Regions from separate parts of the Homo sapiens genome. Here all the other regions are linked to region 1. The links are chromatin contacts, found by Hi-C or POLR2A ChIA-PET in ENCODE. All regions are on one chromosome and are shown on one strand. Each heading gives the region's core, a stretch centred on a gene start or an enhancer-like site at or near the end of the contact. The rest is flanking DNA. Distances are from core to core; before and after follow the strand shown. Region 1 holds the start of LINC00954 (long intergenic non-protein coding RNA 954). Region 2 holds the start of HS1BP3 (HCLS1 binding protein 3). Region 3 overlaps LINC01376 (long intergenic non-protein coding RNA 1376). Region 4 overlaps LOC105373456 (a long non-coding RNA gene).

What was found. A loop is a pair of places that touch in the nucleus more often than their neighbours do. ChIA-PET counts read pairs that join two places held with the same protein, here RNA polymerase II (POLR2A). Pooled maps may share reads with other maps.
Region 2: a map of naive thymus-derived CD4-positive, alpha-beta T cell shows a loop between it and region 1 (6-fold over the local background). The contact joins the promoter of HS1BP3 here to the promoter of LINC00954 in region 1. A Hi-C loop is called at or near these places in 1 of 168 maps with a recorded cell type or tissue (naive thymus-derived CD4-positive, alpha-beta T cell) and 6 of 50 pooled maps. POLR2A ChIA-PET finds 5 or more read pairs at or near these places in 1 of 52 experiments (OCI-LY7).
Region 3: a pooled map of right cardiac atrium shows a loop between it and region 1 (2.2-fold over the local background). The contact joins the enhancer-like site here to the promoter of LINC00954 in region 1. A Hi-C loop is called at or near these places in 8 of 50 pooled maps. POLR2A ChIA-PET finds 5 or more read pairs at or near these places in 2 of 52 experiments (PC-3 and T-cell).
Region 4: a loop to region 1 is called in a pooled map of psoas muscle, with 2.1 times the contacts of the local background. The contact joins the enhancer-like site here to the promoter of LINC00954 in region 1. A Hi-C loop is called at or near these places in 1 of 168 maps with a recorded cell type or tissue (testis) and 3 of 50 pooled maps. POLR2A ChIA-PET finds 5 or more read pairs at or near these places in 1 of 52 experiments (BJ).

The regions. Positions count from the first base shown.
Region 1 is chr2:19,867,385-19,870,823 of GRCh38, reverse strand. It overlaps LINC00954 (long intergenic non-protein coding RNA 954), which reads right to left and starts at 1,970. Exons shown (of 10, transcript NR_033875.1): 1 at 1,872-1,970; 2 at 1,211-1,328; 3 at 278-422. RefSeq lists an enhancer at 2,209-2,258.
Region 2 is chr2:20,649,490-20,652,496 of GRCh38, reverse strand. It overlaps HS1BP3 (HCLS1 binding protein 3), which reads left to right and starts at 1,399. Exons shown (of 7, transcript NM_022460.4): 1 at 1,399-1,465. The coding sequence starts at 1,434. It overlaps LOC105373466 (a long non-coding RNA gene), which reads right to left and starts at 1,215. Exons shown (of 2, transcript XR_001739320.2): 1 at 1,145-1,215; 2 at 297-522. RefSeq lists enhancers at 981-1,718, 1,803-1,952, 1,973-2,052 and a silencer at 1,133-1,722.
Region 3 is chr2:19,007,692-19,010,887 of GRCh38, reverse strand. The region is part of intron 2 of LINC01376 (long intergenic non-protein coding RNA 1376); the gene reads left to right. All of the region lies in intron 5 of LOC105373456 (a long non-coding RNA gene), which reads right to left. Among named protein-coding and RNA genes, the nearest start is that of LINC01376, 18 kb to the left of the region's middle. Within about 2 kb of position 1,332, at least 2 of the 41 ENCODE cell types and tissues checked have a DNase peak (open chromatin) inside an H3K27ac peak, as active enhancers do.
Region 4 is chr2:19,033,854-19,037,104 of GRCh38, reverse strand. All of the region lies in intron 5 of LOC105373456 (a long non-coding RNA gene), which reads right to left. Among named protein-coding and RNA genes, the nearest start is that of LINC01376, 8.5 kb to the right of the region's middle. Within about 2 kb of position 1,709, at least 3 of the 41 ENCODE cell types and tissues checked have a DNase peak (open chromatin) inside an H3K27ac peak, as active enhancers do.

The DNA of each region.
Region 1 (3,439 bases), core at 721-3,220:
TCCAACTGAGGGACTGAGAGGGACTTAGGTGGATTCTATATCATTGTGAATAGTGCTGCAATGACCATAGGAGTGCAGAGATCGCTGACATTCTGATTTCCTTTCAACTTAATCAAATCTTGTTTCCCGAAAAGGGTCTATTTCATGGCTGATAAGGCTTAAGTACTAAGGGACTTGGTTCCATGAAAATATCAAGTGTGGCCTCACTTCATAGAACGAAGGAGGTAGTTTCGGCCCCAGGAGACCCAGCATTCTGGCTGGGGTTACCTGTGCTCACCTCCATGTAGTTCCCTTCAGAGAATCTTCCTCGAGGCCCATGTGAAATAGGGACAGGACATGGTATAGTTGTAGGTGGTTTCTTCACCAGCTTCCATGAACCCAGACACCTCGATGTTCACACTGAGGGAAAACCATCTATTATCCTGGAAGAAGGGCAAGAAAGCACCGAAGTCCCAGGGAAGATGAGGCAAGAATCAAATAGGGAGGTTTGGCCCAGTCCCACCTGGCTCAGTGGGACTGAGGTACGGGTCTCTTGTTAGTAGACAGACGGCTGGAGGTGTGCAGGGAAGGGAGCATGATGAAATAGAGCAGGTAGAGATGCACAGAAGAGACTTAGGATTTAGTGATCTGACACTAATCTCACCTCTGTTCTGTTGAAGTGCTCCTGCTAGCTCCCTATACCTTTGAACCCCTAAATCCAGGCATAGCTGGGGCCCCAGTCTCCCCGTCCACCTTGCTGACATCGTAGCCAGGTTAAACCCTGCTATCCCACGAGTCTCCTTCTGATTGCTCTCATCTGCAGTTCTACCCCATGCCTCATCTGAGCGCAAGGTGCCTGCATGCGGCTTCCTCTAAACTCCTACAGCTTTGGGCCTCCTGCCACACTCTGGCAGTTCCCAGCTGTCAGTTACAGCCACCTGGAAATGCTCTTTTTTTTTTTTTTTTTGGTCCACCTTACAAAGGTGATCTATTCATTAGAGGTCAATCCTGGCAAGGCAAAGATGGAACTGTGGTCTCTGTTCTTAGACACAAGAGGACTCTGCAGCTGTGAAGACAGCCTGTGCCAGGCGGAAGCGATCTGCATCCAGGAGGGGATGCTGGATTCCCCAAATGTCCTCAGTGCTGAGGGCAGGGCCAGATTTCTTCCATATGAATCTTGGACACCTGTTTCCTGGGCAATTGAACAAGGGCATCTCAGAAGCTTGCTCACCTGGTTGACCACATGACAGGCCAGTACAGAGGCCCTGAAGGTTTCCCCAGGCGTCTTCAGACAACACGTAGCCACAGCGTGGGGCCACGGGAGGTGCGGCAGCTGGGCATCCAGGGGTCTGCAGTGGAAGGAGTATGGTCACCTGCCAGCCTGGAGGAGCCTGGGGGTCCTCAGAGTCCCTGGCACCAGAATCACTTAAGGCAACGCTGAGGGCTGGTCCCAGGGAAGCAGACCCAGGGCGTCTCATAGCGGGTGGGGACAGGCAGATGGGTGGGAGAACCGATGCTGGGCGGCAGGCTGTGGGGGGCAGCTGCGCGATTCTGTATCCTTGCTGGACCCCAGGCAGGCCAGTCTTTCTGGGTTGGGCGGGCTAGCAGGGAACCTGGGTGGGCTGGGGGTCAGGAGGTTGTTTTGGGGACACCGGGCTGCAAAAACCCATGAGTCCTTCCCCTGTCACCAGTAACTTCCGCGTAGAAGGCTTTGTTGTCTAGAGAGCCTCATCCGGAAGATGCCGGCGGGGCAGCTGCTCTCCACGAAGCCTGTGAAGCCCGGGTCGGTTCGGGTCAGTTAGAGAAGGCGCGGCCCCTCCCTGCTGCCCTGTGGGAACTCCACGTGGGAAACGGGGGGCTTGGCGGGCACTTGCATCCCATCCTTCACTGACCTGGGCGGAGCGAGAGGGTCGCTTGAGCGCCGAGGCCGGGGCCATGGCGACAGGAGCAGAAAGAAGAGCCTAGGCAGGAGAAGCGGGCGGGTTGGGCACGGCGAGGAGGAGCAGGAGGGGGCGGAGAGTGGGACGACCGGGCCACACCTACCCTGCAAGCAAGGGGCCCGCGGCGGGGACTCCACTACTGGGCTGGGGCGGGTCACGCGCTGCCCGGGGCTTTATCCGCGAGGCCTCCCAGGCGCTCCACCAGGTGTGGAAGCCAGGTCAGGTGCGCTCCGCCCGGGTGAGCTGCACTTCACTGCGGTACCCCAGCCTCAAAATTCCCCGTACAGTTCTGGGAGCCCTTCACGGCTATGCCCTAGGTGGACTTCACACTTCTGGGACAAATTAAGAGTGTCCTAGGATTCTTGGATTCAGCTGTTAAAAAGAAAAAATAAAATCTTCGGTTTTTCTTAAAATGTGTTTTAAGCATAAAAAATACATAATACAAATGCACAGTTTAAGGAAGTGATTCTACAGCAATCACATCATGTTCTTGATCACCCACAGCGAAGTATTGCTGGCACCCCTAAACCTCCCCTGCCTCCTCCTCAGTGGTCCCGATTTATTCAACTAGCCTTATCTGTTCTCCCGGTTTTAACATCACTTTCACGGCTGCGGAACTTCTGTGCAGAATTGTTCCCATTCTCTTGAAGGCTTAGGTTGTTTGCACTATTTAGATGTTATAAATAATGCTGAGACAAATATTTGTTCACAAGGATGATTTCCTTAGGATAAATTCTCAGTACAGATGAGGAATTTTCAGCCAATAGCCATCTTTATTTTCAAGGTTCTTGGAATATGTTGCCACAGTTTCCCCCCAAAGAGTTTTGCCAATTAACCATCCATCGGCAAGTCAAATCAATAAGTGCCTACCCTGAGCCAGTCCCAGGGAATAAATGGCAGATCCATGTTTAAGTCTCAGTTCCATCACATCCTTGCCAGCATTTGGTTTTAGTTTTCTGAGATTAAACAAATTTTTTAGTTTGCATCTCTCTGACGTTAGAAAGGCAAAACTCCCACGTGTGTCTGCTTGCTAATTAGAGCATCTTCTAATTGTATGTGTGAACTGTCCATTTACTTCTTGGGATGTTGATGTTGACCTGAGGCACTTGGATGTATTCTTTATGTGGTAGAGATAGTTGCCCTTTGCCATTTTTGTATGTTTTCAGAGCTGAGTGAGACCTGGAATTCACGTGGTCCAAACTCCTTACCATGGGTTGAACCGTGAGCCTCCCTCCGCTCCCCTCCACCCCAATTCTGCCACAAAGATATGTTCATTACCTAACCTTTAGAACCTGTGAATGTGACCTTATTTGGAAACATAGCCTTTGCAGAAGTAATTGGGAGTCTGAGAAGAAGAGTTCATCCTGGATCATCTGGGTGGATCCTAAATCCAATGTAAGTGTTCTTTTAAGAGAAAGGCAGAAGGAGACTTGGGATAGAAGAGTGGACAGCAGTGATGTGAAGACAGAAGCAGAGACTGGAGTTCTGCTGCCGCAAGCCAAGGAACACCTGCATTCACC
Region 2 (3,007 bases), core at 150-2,649, 780 kb before region 1:
GGCACTACACTCAGACTCCTGGAATGCTGAAGCCTATACTGCTTTCTGTCCAGACCCTGAACTCCCTTTCTCTAAAGTAGGGCATGCCAATTTAAACAAAACACGGAGGACCATTTGCAGCCATGAACACGGCCCTGCAGACGGACAGGCCGATGAGCAGCAGAGCAGACAGGGGTTCCCGCCATCATCCCAGCTCTTCACTGCAGCCTTCAAGGGTCTCCCTCAGAACTTTCATTCATTGTCATACTTCATTCATGATTGCTCATCTTGCCTATAAACAAATCTGAGACAAATAATAAGGCATATCAATGTCCGTATTTATTCAAGAGATACATTGGGGAAAGTCATTTTTCAAAATCTTTTACTGTAGGATTTCTTCACTAAAATCTGTAAAAACTGGTAGATATTGTTGGTGATGCTGGTGGCGGTGGTTGATAGGCTCAGGAAACATGGCTGACATCGCCCTGCCGTGAATTCTGGTATAGTTAAGCCCAGCTTCTCTTTCTTTTTGTCACTGGGGCTCTGGGTGGAGGGAGTAACAGAACAGGGGCAGCAGTTTGCACCTTCTGCTGGCCCTGTTTGCAGACTCAGCTTTTCTTTCCCTGGGCTACGTTGGCAGGTGATACGATCTCTCTGTTCCTCACCCCATGGAGAGGTGAATCTAAAATGAGTGGGTCTGTTAGGGTCTGCATGTCTGTACGTTCCCCTTCTGAGGGGAACTGGCTCCTGGACCCCGTTGCCCTGCTCCAGCTGGGGACCCAAGTGCAGCCATCCCAGGCAGGCCCGGCCCCGGGAGGCCTCCACCAGGGCTCTGCCAAGCAGCAGAGGCTGCCTCTCTAAAGATCCCCTGTCGGGAGAGTGCCTGCCATTTATGGAGCGGGCAGGCAGTAGGAACCAGATAGGCGAGCTAGCTGGAGGCAGCAAGCTCAAGGGGACTGGGCTGCTGCGTGGCGTTCACTGTGCAGCTTGAAGAAGACCCCACGAAGCCTGGACAGAGCCCCAGCTTGGTAAATATTTGTTGACCGATCGGTTGAATGAAATGGTCTTGGGGCAGAGGGGGAGTGGTTTTGTAATGGGGACTGGCGGCGGAAACAGCAGAGTCCCGTCTCTCTAACGGCTAAACTTTAGCGCAAAACAGACACACCGATTAAGGTTCACCGTGTGCCAGGGCCAGGCTGGGCTTCTTCTAGGTGGTTGCGGCGGGCGCGGCTCAGCCTGGGTGCTCCGGAAGCTCCGAGCAGCGCAGGCCGACGGCGACCGTGCGGGACCCGCCCAGCCGCGCTTCCGCCCCGCCTCTGGCCACAGGCGCGAACTGCGCGGCCGCTGCCACCAGGGGGCAGGCCAGGGCAGCGGGAGGCAGGGCGGGGACGCGGTGACGCGGGCACTGCCGGGTCCCGTGACTGCGCGCCCCGCCCGGAGTCCCCGCCGCCGTCATGCAGTCCCCGGCGGTGCTCGTCACCTCCAGGTGAGCCAGACCCCCGCGCCCCACACCGCACAGCTCGCAGTCCGGGGCGCCCGGGCGGAGAGGCGGGGGGAGGCCGCCGCCTCCTAGGCCAGGGACCTGGTGCAGGTCTCCCCAGCGCCCTCGGTGGCTTATCCGGGCTGGGCCCCTGCACCGCCCTGCAGGAGAGGTGGCGACCCCGATTTACAGATGAGGAAACCGAGGCCCTCTGGAGGGTAGAGAACTAGCCAAGGACAGCGGGAGCCCTGGGACTGACTGGTTCAGTGCAGGCGGGCGCAGTGGGGACTCTGCTCTCCTTTCCTACCGCCTTGGGTTCTTCTCTTTTGAGCCCGAAAATCTAGTTCCCCATCCTTTCAGAGCTCCCTGAGTCCCAGGCCCGGTGCTGGGCACTGGGGACAGAGGCGAATCAGACAAGCTCGCCCTGCAGGGGGCTGCAGCGGAGAGGGGGTGATGCCAGCAGCGGGTAGTAAGCTCAGGTTGCCATGGGAACACAGTACAGGGCAGGAACCCGGTTTCTGGGAGGATGAGTTTGATGAGAGACCAGGGAGAGGTCGTTGCTGCTTGCGAGGCAGCTCAGGAGAGCGCAAGTTACAGCAAAAGCCTTGGAGGGGTCCAGGCGGAGGATGCAGAATGGGTCGGCCCTGATCGAGACCTGGAGGACCCAGCCCAAGGTGGATCCTGGCAAGGCTGGGAGGCACGTGCTTTTACTTCTTTCCGCCTTTAAAACGCTGTAAAGTGATTTACTTCAAATATTTTCATACACTTCACCCTTGCTCTCCCTACACAAAGTCTTAGGCTAAGATGCCAATTTATGACATAAATGAACGTGTTACCCAGCCAACTGTTGATCTTCCAGTTGTAATCAGGAATTCCCCGTGACTTCAGGTCTAGAAAGGTATGATTCCTTTTGTAAACCCTGATGTCGGAGGCTGCTTGGTCTTTCATGATCAAGTGTGGTTACAGTTGTATCTTCATGGGCAGAAGAGGTTTCCCTACTGCCACTTACGTCACCTCCTCTCACCAAGCCTCAGTTTCCTTTTCTGTGAATTGGAGGTTTCAGATTGGCAGGCATGAGCAACGTCAGTAGTATATGCCCCTCAGCCATGTGCAGATGGATGGGGTGTGACTTTGGTGCTGGGTGCTTGGGATGGGGTGGGTGGCTTCCCTCCCTGCCCCGCTGCACAGCCTGGACGTGGCTTGTTAACAGATGTGGGGGCGCTGGCGGTGGTAAGGCCACATGAGTCAGGCTCATTTCTTGCTGAGGGCACCAGCACACCCAAGGATCTTGCCTGCAGGGTGAGTCCAAACGCCTTAGCCCAGCAGCAAGGCCGGCCCTTCCCAGTCGCACCCCAGCTCCTCTTTCCAGCCCGATCTCCTCCCACATGTCATTGCCACATGCACTCAAGCTTGAATTCAGCCAGAAGGTGTTTATCGAGAGCCTTCTCTGTACCGGGTACTGGCCCTAGTTCTAGGAGACAAACAAGTCCCTCTCGTAGAGCTTTAATGAGGGCACAGGCCCAGTGGGCAAATCTACGACATGTCAGG
Region 3 (3,196 bases), core at 83-2,582, 860 kb after region 1:
CAATACATATGTTGATCTAGAGCTTACTTAAAAAAATTCTAAGCCTTTTCTAATATATATTTATGACAAAACTCCAGGACAAAATAAAGTGTAGAATTCTTATCATGAGTTGGTGCTAGTCATGGGAGCTGATAGCTTAAGTGGCCAACAGGTGGTCTCTTTTCACCAGCCATCATGCCAAACCCATCCATTGAGGGTATAGTTGGAAAAAAATCCCAACTGCAATCTCTTAGGCATTTCAGCATTCTGAGCACTAACAAAATAAGAGACTATAAAGATTCCTTGTGAACAATCCATACTTTAGGGCTAAGGGTTTCTAGGATTTTGGACAAGAGATGTCACTTTCAGAAGCCCTGGTAAGTTTGTGGATCTTTGAAAGTGAATTTGATCCTCTTTTCTTCATTCTAAGCAGTATTGGGATACATGGTACAAAGAGATGCTGCAGGGGACTTTTCAGAGAAACGTGATCATACCAAGGTGTCTTCTATCCTATCTTTACTGCTCCTGTCCTCCTCAGCCTCTCCAGTCCTTATTGTCTACTCCCCATGGTGTAGTCTGCTACTAATGCATTCTCTGAGCTTTTATTTTCAACAATTTTACTTGTATTTCCAACAATTAGCCGTCTTTTAAACAATTTTCCAATATTCACTTTCTACTCTGTAACATGGGTCCTCTGTTGCCTGTAATCTTTGGCAGTTTGGGGGCATGTCTGGCTCTAGTGTTCTACCTTCCTCAATCCAGCTTCAGTGAGTCAGCAGTTGATTATATTTTCTGAAGCCCGCCATGTCCCATGGACTTCAGTCCTGGTTCCAATTAAGCTTTGGTTTTCCAAATGGAAGATAACTCCTTATTTTAATATATCCTCCTGGCTACTTATGGGAGGGAGGTCGCAGAGCAGACATGGGAAGTTTTTAGGGGTAACATAAACAGAGGAGGCTACTGAGCCTTCTCTATTTACTGAGTTTCTGCAGGTCATTCTCTTTTAGCTGGCAGCATCTGTGAACTGGCCTTGCCTGCCATGCAGAAAGCTGACTTTTCTTGTACCAACCACACTTTTCTCCTTCATCTATTTACGGTTCACACACATTCTCAACCTAACCCTCCTGTTTTATATCATTTCACTCATCATCACTTCCACTCTTCCACTAAAAGACTTTCTGTTTACTTTTACCAAATCACATGATGTGAGATAAATGTTCAAATCCTTATTTATGGGCATTTAAAGATTGCAACACTCCTTTTACGAGGCAGCTATTTGATTCCAGTATGGATAAGCTACAAAGCTAGAGTTGGCCTCCATCGTGGCTTGCAAAATGAAGGGCACTGAAGTTATTTTTACTCATAAAAAGGTAAATAATGAGGCTCAGATCTGGAAACAAACAGAACCAGAGTGTACCCTGGAGAATGCCAGGATGGTCTATTGGAGTGACATCACTATAGCAGTACAGTCACACTGGGAGAATCAGTATAGATTCCCAAATTCTGCGAGCTGTTATCCAATTATATTGCCTAATCAAACTTGTCTACAGTAACAACACTTAAAACAAGTGCTAACATTTATTGAATGTTTAGGACAGTTCTAGCACTACACAGACATTTTTCATCTAATCCTTACAACTACCATTAGGAATAATTTCCATTCTACATATAAGGACACTAAAGCCCAAAGCAGTTATACCACTTGCCCCAGATCACACAGTCAGAAAATGGCAGAGCTGGGTGTGTTAGTCGGTTCTGAGTTGCTATAAATTAATATCCAAGACTGAGTAATTTATTAAGAAAAGAAGTTTATTTTGGCTCACAGTTCTGCAGGCTGTACAGAAAGCATGGTGCCACCATCTGCTTCTAGTGAGGGCCTCAGAGAGCTTACAATCATGGTGGAAGGCAAAGAGGAAGCTAGAGTACCACGTGGTGAGTGGGAGCAAGAGAGGACGAGGAGGAGGTGCCAAGGTCCTTTAAACAAGCAGCTCTCCTGTGAACTGATTACTATGAGGATGGCACCAAGCCATTTATAAGGGGTCCACCCCCATGACCCAAACATCTCCTACTAGGCCCCACCTCCAATACTGGGGATCACATTTCAATATGAGATTTGGAGGTAACACAACACTCAAGCCATATTACTTGGGTTAAAACCCAACCCTCTGGCTCCAGAGTCCCTGCCCTCAGCCACAGTGCTCTGCCACTTCTCCAAGGATAGGTCTCCATTCTGCTCCCTATACATGAGCCAGAGCTGTCACTCAAGGGAGCCATTTCTATTGCTTCACAGAGATTTCAGGATGCCTTTGCTCATGTTGAACTAAAATCTGCCTGCCCATAACTCTTCAGTTGGGTCTTTTTCTACCTTCAGATCCACCCAGAATATTTTGTTCTTGTTGTTTCTTATTTTCTTTTAACAACCTTTAGAGATTTGAAGATATAAATTGACTCTCCAATTCATACCTGAATATTATTTTTGTGGTTAGTGAAAACAATCTTATCCTGATAGAAAAACTGTTGCATTGAGTAATGAAACAGCTCTCTACCTTTCCAGCTAGTGGTTGGCAAAATAGGTCCACAATGGAGTGTAAGGTGCTTGAGGAGTAAGGCGATAAGCTTTGCTGATAAAAATTTATGTAGTTATCCACAGTGTTGTTTATATTAACCACAAATTATAAATAACCTGTGTCCAAAATAATGGAGTTTATAAATAGATTATAATTTATCCATGTGATAAAATACACATTAAAATTTATGTTTTCAAATTACACTTAAGGATGGGAAGTTCTCATAATAATGTTAATTTTGAAAAGTAGGATTTAAAACAATATTTAGAGTGTTGTCCCAGTTTTGAAAAAAACGTGAAAAGAAAAAAATACTAGTGATACATACAAAAATACATAGAATTCCTAGAAAAAAGAATGAAAAAATGCACCATTCTAGTAATAATGAATTATCTTTTATCTATTTTAATAAATACTCTGTGTATTTTCTAAATTTTCTAAAATGGCATTCATTACTTTCGAAGTCAATACATTGTTGGTGGTGGTGGTGTTGGTGGCGGTAATGTGTGTGTGTGTATGTGTGTTTAAAGATCACAGTGTGTCTAAGAATTACCCTCAGCTGAAGCTGGACTTGAAGATTTGGGAGAGGGGCAAATGACATTGGAATAGGGTGCTTCTACCATCCATTATGATCCCAATGTTTGGCCCTCAAA
Region 4 (3,251 bases), core at 460-2,959, 830 kb after region 1:
TCTTGAATAGTTTTATGGTATGCATCTTTACTGGTTATCAAGATACATTTAGGACAGGCAGAAATGAACCTCAACCTCAGCTGTGAGGATTTATGTAGTTTGAAAGAAGAGTGCATGTGTTTGCCACAGTGAGCTGCAGGAATGCCTCCTGAAGAGCATTCTGCAAGTGTCTTTTCCACTTGTCCTTCCACCAGTTTTCCTTGGTCTTGTTGTCACAGCTAGCTAACTAATTCTTTGGAAGCATTGCCCTTTTTCATTTTGCTTGTGGTCGTCAACCTTATTGTCAGTTTAAGGGACATCTTTGCTTAGCTAAACACAAACATCCATACATTCTTACATCTTCCAGCGACCATACGATGTGGCAGTGAGAGATGTGAACCTGAGGGCAGTGCCTGGAAGAAGAAGAAGATGTGCCACAGAGAGGACAGGAGCTCAGGATTTGAAATTCTTTAAAAGACTTTGTCATAAGATCCTGACAGAGATGGGGCAAAAGGGTATTTAATTTCAAGGAACCAAATTCTAGGAAATCAAAACTAGTTACAGATGAAGTTCTGGTAAATTATCCTTTATAAAACAACTACCAAATGGACATGGCAGACAAGATTTCATCAAACCTGATCCTTGTGTACTTTCCCACCTTGGTCAGTCATCACTCTCACCACCTCTTTACTCATGAGACACATATACTCTACATGTGAACAGGCAGCAATGTCCCTTTCTCTGAACATGTCATATTTTTATTCTTCTGTACCTTTGTACCTACTGTTATCTCTGCCTGGAATACCTAATTCCTGTCTCCCTTGGAAGCTCAGAGTTTTATGATGGTATAATTTCATGTCTGCCTCCTCCACAACCCATGAGCCTCTTGAGGGCAGAATCTCATCTCAATCATTTTTACACTTTTGAATCTCAGTCAGGTGCTGGCAGGGAGTGTTTATTTACTGAAGGCATATATGTCTTTGGTGTCTGATACAACTTTCTGTGAAGATGTGAATGTTCTAGATGTATGCTCTCTGGTCCAAGAGCCACTAGCCCTATGTGACTATTGAGCACTTGAAGTGTGGCTAGTGCAACTGAGGAGCTAAAGTTTTAATTTTAATAAATTTAAATAGTCACATGTGACTAGTGGCTGCTGCACTGGACAGCACAGCTATAGATGATAAAAGAATGGCCAAAAGAGAGTCTAAGAAATGCTGCTGACATTCTATGACAAGGGGACTTGGCATAAACCCAAATGAGTGAGACCAGAGATGAGAAAGGGCATCCTACTCAACCCCCACATTTCTCCCTCACGCGATACTGATCATGTAGTTCTGCAGCTGGCTTGGAAGCCAGAAGATGCCGGTATGCATAGCTATACTTTCTGTCCCTGACTTGACTCCACTCCTGAATGGTCAACACACTGTGTTTGGTTGGTGCCTGTAAAAAGAATCCTTTCCATAAAGTATGAAGAGGGCTTTGGAAAGGGAATCAAATTCAGTGGCGAGGGAGGGAATGAACTTAGAGTCCACTGAAGGAGCCCTTGTGATGCAAGGCAGTGCTGTAAGACCCTTCTCAGAGTGGAATTGCCTTGTCTTTGGCACACCATTCCTGAAAGGCCGGGAAGGGCCCAGCTCAGACAGGGAGACAGAGAATGTCTGGGTTGGGAAAGAGAAAGAGCACTGCAGGGTCACCAGTTGGAACAGACTGAAACCAAACCCAGCTGGAGGTCAGGCGACATGCTTTCCAGATGTCTCCCAGGGACTGACTCCCATTACTTTCTGCAAAAGAGCTGCTTGAAATAAAAGTGAAATCACCACAGCTCCATAGTCATGTCCTTGACTCCCTAACACTGCCCTTTCCTTGCTGGGGAGCATTTAAATGTTCATCACCTCAAGGGTTTCTGATCGTGGCTTCAGAAGATCTATGAGTCCCCAGAATGGTAGGTCAATTTTGTGTATATAAGTATGTTCCAGAAAAATGACTCAAAGCATTTGTAAAAAGTTCAAGATTTATAAATCAAAAGATTTAGAACTGCTGTTCTATTTTACATCCCACCTGCCCTGTCTCATATGAAGAACCCAAGGCTAAGAGAGCAAAAATGACATTTCCCAGGCCATGCACTGAGTCAGTGGCAGAACAAGAATGGAAGAGGAGAGACCAAAGGGTAGATCTCATAGCTCCTCATCAGAGATCCCATTCTCTCTTCCCCAGCAATCATCAGCACTTTTGGAAGTAGTTGGTCTACCTAATATGCACCCATCATGTCAACGTCAGCCTTGATTTCTCCAGTCTTCATAACATATCGTGAGAAACTTAGTTGCGCTTGGGTGAAATCCAGAGTGAAAGTCAGGTCTTCATGATTCCCAGTGGTCTCTGGGAACTGCAGAATTAACACAAATAATCTGTTCATTCTCAAAGCAACCAAATATTATCTGTAGTCTGAATAAATTACATTTTCCACATACAAATGAGTGCCTTAAAATGAATGCAGATGCTATTGAGATAAAACAAAATGCTAATTTATCTGAAGTTAATTTATTTCAAACAAAGCACTAAAAGTTAAATGACCACAATTGGGGCTACAAGCTTTGAAGTATTTTGATACCATAAAGGAATCCTCACACTCACAAAAGTATGAACCATTAAAGTACGTCTACTACATTTTCCTGATTTGGCAATGAATAAATAAAGTAAGTTCAAGTTTATTTCTCTATAACTAGTGTTTCAAATGTTTTTTCTATTCATTAAATCAAAAAAAGCTGTTGACATATCTCAAGTGATGGTGCCGTATCTCATAATCAGGGTCCCTAATGCTGCCAGGCATTCTCCATTTCATGGAGGCTGCTGCCACTTAGAAGAAGCACACAGGTTTCTGATTTTTAGGAATAGGATGTAGGTACCCCTAGGTATCATTCCTAGGGATATTGCCCGTATCTGTGTGTAGATGGGTTGAGATTATAATATCTTTTTCAAAACTGAGGACAAGTGGTACAGCTATGGATTGTAATGGGAAGGTGGCTCTGGGGTTGACTGGATCCCATTCTGCCAACTGCATGACGGGCAGACTGTCTCATCCTACGTCCTAGAAGGAAACAAATGGCCAGTGCAATCTTCCTGGTTTCCTTATAATAAAGACACCATTTATTATGCTCTCTGCTTTGTTTATTCTCACTGAGATTTTTCATAAATAAAAACAAACTTGTGGATTATACAGTTATGAATATGTAAAACATACTTGTTGGGACCCTCCAGTTGTCTCACATCATTGT